Linked DNA regions of Homo sapiens: region 1 is linked to region 2. A link is an interaction called in ENCODE POLR2A ChIA-PET data of the cell type or tissue named here. Cell type or tissue: OCI-LY7. All regions are shown on one strand. Each heading gives the region's core, and the rest is flanking DNA. Links, peaks and the distances in the headings are about the cores only.

Evidence for each region. Peaks named below come from ENCODE experiments on the same cell type or tissue, not always from the same donor. Only the 100,000 strongest peaks of a DNase experiment are listed, where the experiment ranks them.
Region 1: POLR2A ChIA-PET joins it to region 2 with 5 read pairs; 11 of 35 experiments call an interaction of 5 or more read pairs at or near these places.

The regions. Positions count from the first base shown.
Region 1 is chr13:49,448,620-49,453,019 of GRCh38, reverse strand. SETDB2-PHF11 (SETDB2-PHF11 readthrough) reads right to left here. Exons shown (of 21, transcript NR_135324.2): 2 at 1,111-1,467. It overlaps SETDB2 (SET domain bifurcated histone lysine methyltransferase 2), which reads right to left. Exons shown (of 14, transcript NM_001160308.3): 2 at 1,111-1,467. The coding sequence starts at 1,126. Among named protein-coding and RNA genes, the nearest start is that of SETDB2-PHF11, 6.5 kb to the right of the region's middle. In OCI-LY7, for the core only: no CTCF peak of the experiment used is centred there; no DNase peak of the experiment used is centred there; H3K4me3 peaks cover 72 bases; H3K27ac peaks cover 1,013 bases.
Region 2 is chr13:49,369,611-49,374,010 of GRCh38, reverse strand. All of the region lies in intron 5 of CAB39L (calcium binding protein 39 like), which reads left to right. Among named protein-coding and RNA genes, the nearest start is that of CAB39L, 72 kb to the left of the region's middle. In OCI-LY7, for the core only: no CTCF peak of the experiment used is centred there; DNase peaks (open chromatin) are centred at 220 and 1,950; H3K4me3 peaks cover 2,898 bases; H3K27ac peaks cover 4,000 bases.

The sequences.
Region 1 (4,400 bases), core at 282-4,281, 79 kb before region 2:
TATTTCCGAAGAGTATAGCAGGGAATGGGAGAAAAAGAGTAACTTTACAGTGGAGAAATTTGATACCACCACCTACATTAGCCAGCTCAAGCTCTGTTGATCAAGTTCAATATCAACTCTGAGAAATCATGCTGACAGCATGTACCCTTGATATGATGTGATGAAAATGACATTTTACCTCTGAGATCACACTCCCCAAAACCCATCGCTCCAGTCAAATTATGGAAAAACATCAGACAATAATTCCAACAGAGGGGCATCTTACAAAATATTTGGATACAAAATCCCAAAAAAATAAAAAACAAGAAAAGTCTCAGAAACTATCACAGCTAGGAGGAGCCTAAGCAGACATGACAAGTAAATGGAATGTGGTGTCCTGGATGGGATCTTGGAATGGAAAAAGACATCAGGTAAAAACTAACGTGAATATACTATGGACTTCAGTTAATAATAATGTGCCAATATTGGTTCATTAATTGTAACAAATGTAGCATCCAAATGTAAAATGTTAATCATAGATAAAGCTAAGTACCAGGTTTACTGGAACTCTGCAATCCTCTCAATTTTTCTGTAACACTAAAAGTATTTTGGCCAGGTGCAGTGGCTCACCTATTTTGGCCAGGTGCAAGTGCTGTAATCCTAGCACTTTGGGAGGCCAAGGTGGACAGATCATGAGGTCAGGAGTTTGAGACCAGCCTGACCAACATGGTGAAACCCCATCTCTACTAAAAATACAAAAAATTAGCTGGGCATGGTGGCACATGCCTGTAATCCCAGCTACTCAGGAGGCTGTGGCAGGAGAATCGCTTGATCCCAGGAGGCAGAGGTTGCAGTGAGCCAAGATTGTGCTACTGCACTACAGCCTGGGCGACAGAGACTCCATCACCAAAAAAAAAGAAAAAAAAAAAAGTTTACAAAAAAGTCAATTTTTTCACAACTAATGATAAAGACAGTCAAAATTGGTGGCTATACAAGAATAAACCCTTAATTCCCTCTAATTCAGAAAAGTTCCTCGCAATGCAAAACCTTGACAATTCCACATCAGCTTACATTGTCTATATACTTTTATACTTTTAGATATAAAGTGTAACAGTGTGTTCTTCAACCTACCATTTTTTTCTCCCATCTTTTGATGTCGCTTATAAATATAAAATGCTTCAAAATTAGGTTTATCAAATCACTTTGATTGCAGAATATCACTGGAATCCAACTGTGGTCTCTATAAAATTTGCAGTCCTCAGACAAAATACATCATTATACCATTCTAAACCTGGTATCCTTTGATACTTGAATTTTCAAATAGAAATTGTGGCTGAAGAAACTTTCAGAAATGAGTGACAGTCCAACCAAAAGACAAGTCCATGAATCTTCTCACGTAAATATTTGTAGTGGTATCAGATCATTAACATTATCTTTTTAAAAATAAAAACCAACTCCATCTTTTGGTCCACAAATGGATGAAACATTCTGTAAGGAAAACAATAAAGAATAGTGCATATTTGTAAAGGACCACATATATATATATATATATATATATATATGTATATATAAGGAAATAAGATATTGTTATAACAGCTTGATCTTTTAAAACAGCATGAACCATTACAAAAAAACATTATGTTATCTGGAAAAAATATGTAAAGTATCAAAATTAGAAATAATAGAGAAGGCCCACCCAATCCTATCACCCATATTTAATATATTTGTATTTATATTACTATCTCCATTTTATAAGTCTTTTATAAACCTTTTAAAAAGGGGATAATACTAACTATCTCACAGGTTGTTCTGAGGACAAGACTTAATTACATATAATGTGCCTGACATACGAAAGATTCAAGGAATACTACCAATTATTGTTATTCTTTCAGAATGTAGTTTTAAAACAAAAATTTGGATTGTAGTATATTTAATTTTTTATAATCTTTCATTAAAAACATTTCCTGCATTTTCCTCCATCACTAATATTTTTGTATAATACAACTGGCTGTATAACATACTTTGGTCAATAACGCATACATTATAGTACATTAAATATTTTAATAATTAAATTTTAATAAAAATATTAATTAATAATATAAACCTCTATATTCGATATTTAGATTGTTTTCCTTTATAGATTAATTTTTAGTATAATAAATAATGCTAAAATAAATATACTTTATACATATCTCTGGCAATTTCCCTAGGATAACATATCTGGAGGTAGAATAATAGGTCAAAAATAGATCAACAATTTTAATTCTCAAGATGTTAGTCAAGATACTGTAAATTCTTCTGCCACTTCCACACCAAACCATGGAAATGTTAGGAGATTTAAAATATATATATATAGCCATGCTGAAAACAAAAAGGGAACTCTCTAAGGGCCAAGTCAGTAAGGCCCTTCTGGGGAAAGGAAACAGATGGGAAGCTATAGAGATGATGGCAACCACAATCACAACAGCAAAACGATGGGCAGGAATCCTCTCAGAGGAGATTAATGCACAACTGAGAGTCCTCAAATATCTGAAGAAGGCTACACTATGAAAGAGACTGAGCTAAAGAAGGAAATCTCATCCATGAAATAACACACAATTTTGAAAAAAAGCCAGTTAGCTATCTTGGATATAAAAACAGTTGTTGAAATAAACTCAATAGATGACTGAATGACAGAACAGACTAACATGAAGAGCCAGTTAGTAAGCTGGAAGACTGAGTTGAGTAATTCACCAAGAACACAGAGCAAGGAAACAAGAGGAGGCAAAAAATTGAGAAAATGGAGAGGAGGCAATAATGAGCAAGAATTTCTCAGAACTGGAAAACACATAAGCAAACTGAATCCACTGAGTACCAACCAGGATAAAATTCTTAACACACATCGCTAGACAAACCGTGACTAACTTCAGAATATCAAAAACACAAAGTCTTAGATGTTTCCAGAAAAATGTAGATTATCTAAAAGGAAGGTGTATTAGACTAGTAATGAGATTTCTCATCAGAAATGTCAGATGCAAAATGTTAAAGCAAAGTCAGTATGAACCCAGAACTCTATATCCAGCCAAGCTATCTTTCCATACTAAAGATGAAAAAAAGACATTTGCAGACATTCAAAGAGTCACTCAGAGACTGTGAAAGAAATAAGTATCTGATGATGAAAAATGAACCTATAAGAAAGCACTGAGGTATACGTAGCAATAGTGAGCAAATAAATGAGTAAAACACATTAATGTTAAATGTAAACTGAATTTAATAACAAATGAAAGAAAAATTCTTAAAGATATCATGAGAGATTATGTTCTTTTCTGGAGGAGAGATGGAAGGGATTGTTTCAAGATGAGAGAAAGCAAAGTAGAAGCATGCTAACTTCTTCTTTACAGGGGCCTTATCAAAACTGACTAAATGTACACTTTGTTAAGAAAACATAAATTTAAGAACTGTGAAATGTAAAGTTAATCAACTTAAAAAAAAATGAACAAAGAAAACTTGGGGCTAACCTCAATTAAAAATAAAAGTGATGCCAGCGCTTTGGGAGGCTGAGGTGGGTGGATCACCTGAGGTCAGGAGTTCAAGACCAGCCTGGCCAACATGGCGAAATCCCATCTCTACCAAAAATACAAAAATTAGCTGGGTGTGGTGGTGTGTACCTGTAATCTGGGCTACTTGGGAGGCTGAGGGAGGAAAATTGCTTGAACCTGGGAGGCAGAGGTTGCAGTGAGCCGAGATCACGCCACTGTACTCCAGCCTGGGCAACAGAGCAAGACTCTGTTCCAAAAAACAGGTGGAAAAATAAGATATAAAAGATACAAAGAGAAGCTTGTTAAATAATGACAAGAATAAGGCCAAAATATGTCAATAATCACAATAAAGGTGAATTACCTATTAAAGGGCAGACTCTCAGATTGGATGGCAAGCAAAACCCAGATATGATATTTTAAAATAAGAGACCCACTTAAATTACACAAAATGTCACAGCAAGGCTGAAAACGAAGAGACTGGAAAAAGACATCTGCAATTATAAGAAGAAACGTATCAAATAAGAGTTGAATATGAAAATCAATAAAAGACACAAATATTTTATGCTGACAGAACAATTCACCAGATTTAATATTCATGACCCTTTATGTACAAATAACATCACTCTGAAATATATAAAGCAAAATTAAAAGGAAAATGCACAGATCCACAATTTGGTGATGAAGTAACAAATCTAAGGAACTGAGATAAAGTGGGTAAAAAACCAGAGTATAAAGGATTTAAATGACAAATTAACAAGCTTAATCCAAAAAATATATAGAACCCTGCACCCAACAGAAAATACTTCTTGTGGGAGGAAAAGCATGAAATTTACAAAAACTATTATGAGACCAAAAGGAATTATCAACAAATTCCAAAAGACTGTTTACACAGAGCATAGTCAC
Region 2 (4,400 bases), core at 121-4,120:
AGGAAGGAGGCAGCCAGCATTCCTAGCATTATTAGCCTACTTATAGAAATGTACTATGTTATCTCTATGAACTGGAGGCATGGATGATCAGCCTGCAGGCAGCAACTCTCCTTCTCAAGCCTAAAGTATCTATGTAAGCTACTGACAGCTTGATAAAATTCCTTCTGACTTCAGACTTACTCCAGCGACACAGAACCCCCACCCCCATGTCTCTTGGTTCATGGCTTGCACTGGGACAGCCACTTCTGTGTTACCTTGAGTACGAGGACTGTGTTTGCCACACCTAGTGGCATGTTAATTTGTGAATTGTTTGAATGAATGTAGTAATGAGAATGAGATATCAAAGCAGAGGTAAAAGAATTGGACCAAAAGAAGGTATTGGGACATACCAGTGAGCCATTTTTCTGAAGGAATCAGTAAATTGTTTAGAAGATAATTCAAACTCTTTGGGGTGATGATTATATGATTTCAGTACGTGAATAGCCTCTCCTGGTGCTTCTTTGGATAGCAGAACAGTCATTTGACTGTAAAATTTCTGGTATGTTTTGATAACAGAAAGGAAAAATTATTATTTTAAGGATGGACTACAGCTTTTGCCAGATAACCTAGGAGAATGGCACATTCCTTACAGAGAAAAAAAGTGAATTTTTGTTTAGAAGATACCTTGATTGGCTTTTTTGTTAGTTTGAAAGGCTGAAGTCTCTAGGCAATGTCTGTAAGGAAAAGACTGAAAGAAAAAAGCTTAGATTTCCTTGGCAGAGAAAAGTAACAGAAATTTGAGAAATGCCCTCTTTGGCCAAGGTTGATAGGAGTAGGAAATAGAAGAAAGGAGAAAGGTTTGGAGGGAGGGAGAGAGAGGTATCCAGAACCATGACAAAAGGAAGATGTTCATGGAGAAAGATGATCAGGAAGACTGAGGAACCTTTCATAAAAGTGATCTGTAGACTTCAGCTTGAAGGTGTTTCTGCACTGTGCTGTGATTATCCTTTGTTCACCTTAAACCTTTGTAAAGGAACTTTGTACTAATAATACATGTTGAGGCCGGCGCAGTGGCTCATGCCTGTAATCCCAGCACTTTGGGAGGCCGAGGCGGGCGGATCACAAGGTCAGGAGATCGAGACCATCCTAGCTAACACGGTGAAACCTCATCTCTACTAAAAATATAAAAATTAGCCGGGCGTGGTGGCGGGCGCCTGTAGTCCCAGCTACTCTGGAGGGAGGCTGAGGCAGGAGAATGGCGTGAACCCAGGAGGCGGAGCTTGCAGTGAGCCGAGATTGCACCACTGAACTCCAGACTGGGCGACAGAGCGAGACTCCATCTCCAAACAAAACAAAAACAAAAACAACAACAAAAAACAAGTTGAGTGAAGAAGGGGTGGTTTTCTACACTTGGAGTAAACTGAGTGCTGAAAAAATAAGCAGTTGCAGGAAACAAGGCAATGAATGGGGGTTGAAGGGCGCTGGGAGCAGGGGTTTGGAACCCTGAGCTGACAGCAGTGATGGTGGCTGGCAGCACTGACTTAAACTGGATGGCAGGGACTGACTCAGGAATCTTTGACAAACCTACTTCTCTGTCAGGAATCTAGAGGAAAGTGGCCCACTGGGGTAGGGACAATACTGGAGGATCCGGCTATCATCATGTGAATAATGGCTAGTTAGGAGGTCGGCCTTTGGGTTAAATAAAAATCTCATTATGTAGCTATAAATTTTTATCTAATGCTTTAAGCCTTAAAATTGCAGACAGAAAAGAACCATTTCAGCACACTATTATGAGGTTCAAAAAATGATTTGTGGCTGAGTTTGCAAGGCTTCTGATTTTTATGGGCTCAGGATCAAACTCAGCTGTGTTTTTTGAGGTTTGGCTACTATTCAAGACACAGCTTTAGACTCTTTGATGTTTTGAAACACAACGTGATAAGAGATCAAAGGAGGGAAAATGTATTGCCTGTAAGGTCTGATACATTCATTTTAAAGGCAGGTGTGCCTTGCAAAACCAGGGTGGATGCAAAGTGAACTGTTCAGGCTGAATAAGCAGCTCAAAGAAGCAGAAAATTGTCTTCTATGGTAACTTAATCCCTAATGATTATTTCTCGCTACATTAAAAAAAATTAGCAAAACAGGCCCAGTGCAGTGGCTCACGCCTATAATCCCAGCACTTTGGGAGACTGAGGTGGGAGGATTGCTTGAGCCCAGGAGTTTGAGACCCCCCTGGGCAACATGGCAAAACCCTGTCTCTACAAAAAATAAAAAAAATTAGCAGAGTATGCCTGCCTGTGGTCCCAGCTACTCAGGAGGCTAAGGTGGAAGAATCACCTGGGCCCAGGTGGTTGAGGCTACAGTGAGCCAAGATTGTGCTACTGCACTCCAGCCTGGGTAATAGAATGAGACCCTGTCTCAAAAGAAAAAAAAATAGCAAAACAAACACTCCAGGATCAACTTTTCCACTTTTCATTAAGCCATTTTGTAGTCCTACATTTTGTAAATGTTTATCCTCTAATAATCTTTTTCTATTCCCTGGACCTGATTAAAGTGGCCCTTGGCCAGGCGTGGTGGCTTACGTCTGTAATCCCAGCATTTTGGGATACCTAAATTCAGGAGTTCGAGACCAGCCTCGCCAACGTGGCAAAACCCTATCTGTACTAAAAATACAAAAATTAGCCGTGGCCATGGTGGCATGCACCTGTAATCCTAGCTACTTGGGAGGCTGAGGCAGGAGAATCGCTTGAACCCAGGAGGAGGAGGTTGCAGTGAGCCAAGATCGCACCATTGCACTTCTGCCTGGGCAATAAGAGTGAAACTCCATCTCAAAAAAAAAAAAAAAGAAAGAAAAAGAAAAAGAAAAAAAAATGGCTCTTTACCTTTGGTTTTATTACTGTAAAAATATAACAGAAATCATAAAGCCTTAAAATACCAGCTTTAACTGTACATTATACATTTAACAATTTGAAATGCTTACTATGCGTGTCAGCCATTGATTTTATTTAATTATGTTTGGTCTTGATTTTATTTGATTGTGTATATATTTTGTGCCCCTCACTGGACAAATTAAAGAATTTACAATCTCAGGTAGGGAAATACTATGTCATAGAAAATGGCATTTTATGTTATCATTACCCTATTGCCCTAAAGCTTAATGAATATAAGCTTTAGAAGGCCTTTATCCTATAAAGGAATATAATTTATGGGTGATTAAAAATGGCATTTGGCATCAGGCTCTTAATTAGATGTGAAACCTGTTAATTGTTTGTAATAAAATTAAGACAGTGACCATTAGTTTGATCGTACCAGACATTTTAAGGAATGTAATCTGCATAAGGATGAAGACTGCTTGTGCTGTGTATAAAGTGTTGTGTCTGCCCACTCCCTCTGCTTTCTGGGGAATGCTCCCTCCTTCTCCACTCACATGGTTACCATGGGAACAACCATTTTGGGTGATATGACACCCTGGACAACACAAAGCTGAATGATCTGCAAGTGGATATCTGACCAAAAGAGGGCCAGAGGCTTTCTGCAGGAATTCTGGAACTAGAACTGAGACAGAACCCCAGTGTTTAGCCAGGTGCTAAAGATAGTAAATGCAGTTTTTCCATCAGTGGTCGTATTTTTCACTATGTGGCCTAAAGAAACAGAAGAAGCCAGCCTGCAGAGAAAATAGAATGACAAAGATATTGGGGCAGTGGGGGAGATAATCTCCCATATAAATTCCCACAGATGGATTTCATGTAATATATAAATTTAATATATTTAAATTTTTTTGAGAGCAACTTTGAGCTAGCTTGTAGTTTCATTCCCTATATCTTTCCCAATATCTATAAATTAGTCCAATTTGAATTTTAGTCCCCAGCAAGATCCCTCACTAATCCATTCAGTGGCTACCCCTCACCCGGTAGACTGTTCTGCCTATCCACTTCTGCTACTGAAATTCAGCACAACCACTTGCTCCCACCCACCTCAACTCCCCCGCAACACACCAGCAAGAATAGAGAAGTCCCTGACTTCACTGGCTATAATTTTCATTTTTAAAAATTATGATACAATTTATAAATAGTAACATTCACCCTTTTTAGTGCACAGTTCTGTAATGAAGAACAACAGTTCCATCACCCTAAAAAATTCTCCTATGCCGGCTGGGCACGGTGGCTCACGCCTGTAATCCCAGCACTTTGGGAGGCCGAAGTGGGCAGATCATGAGGTCAGGAGCCCGAGACCATCCTGGCCAACATGGTGAAACCCTGTCTCTACTAAAAATACAAAAATTAGCCGGGTGTGGTGGTGTGCACCTGTAGTCTCAGCTACTCGGGAGGTTGAGGCAGGAGAATCACTTGAACCTGGCAGGTGGAGGTTGCAGTGAGTCGAGATTATGCCACTGCACTTCAGCCTGGGTGACAGAGCAAGACTTT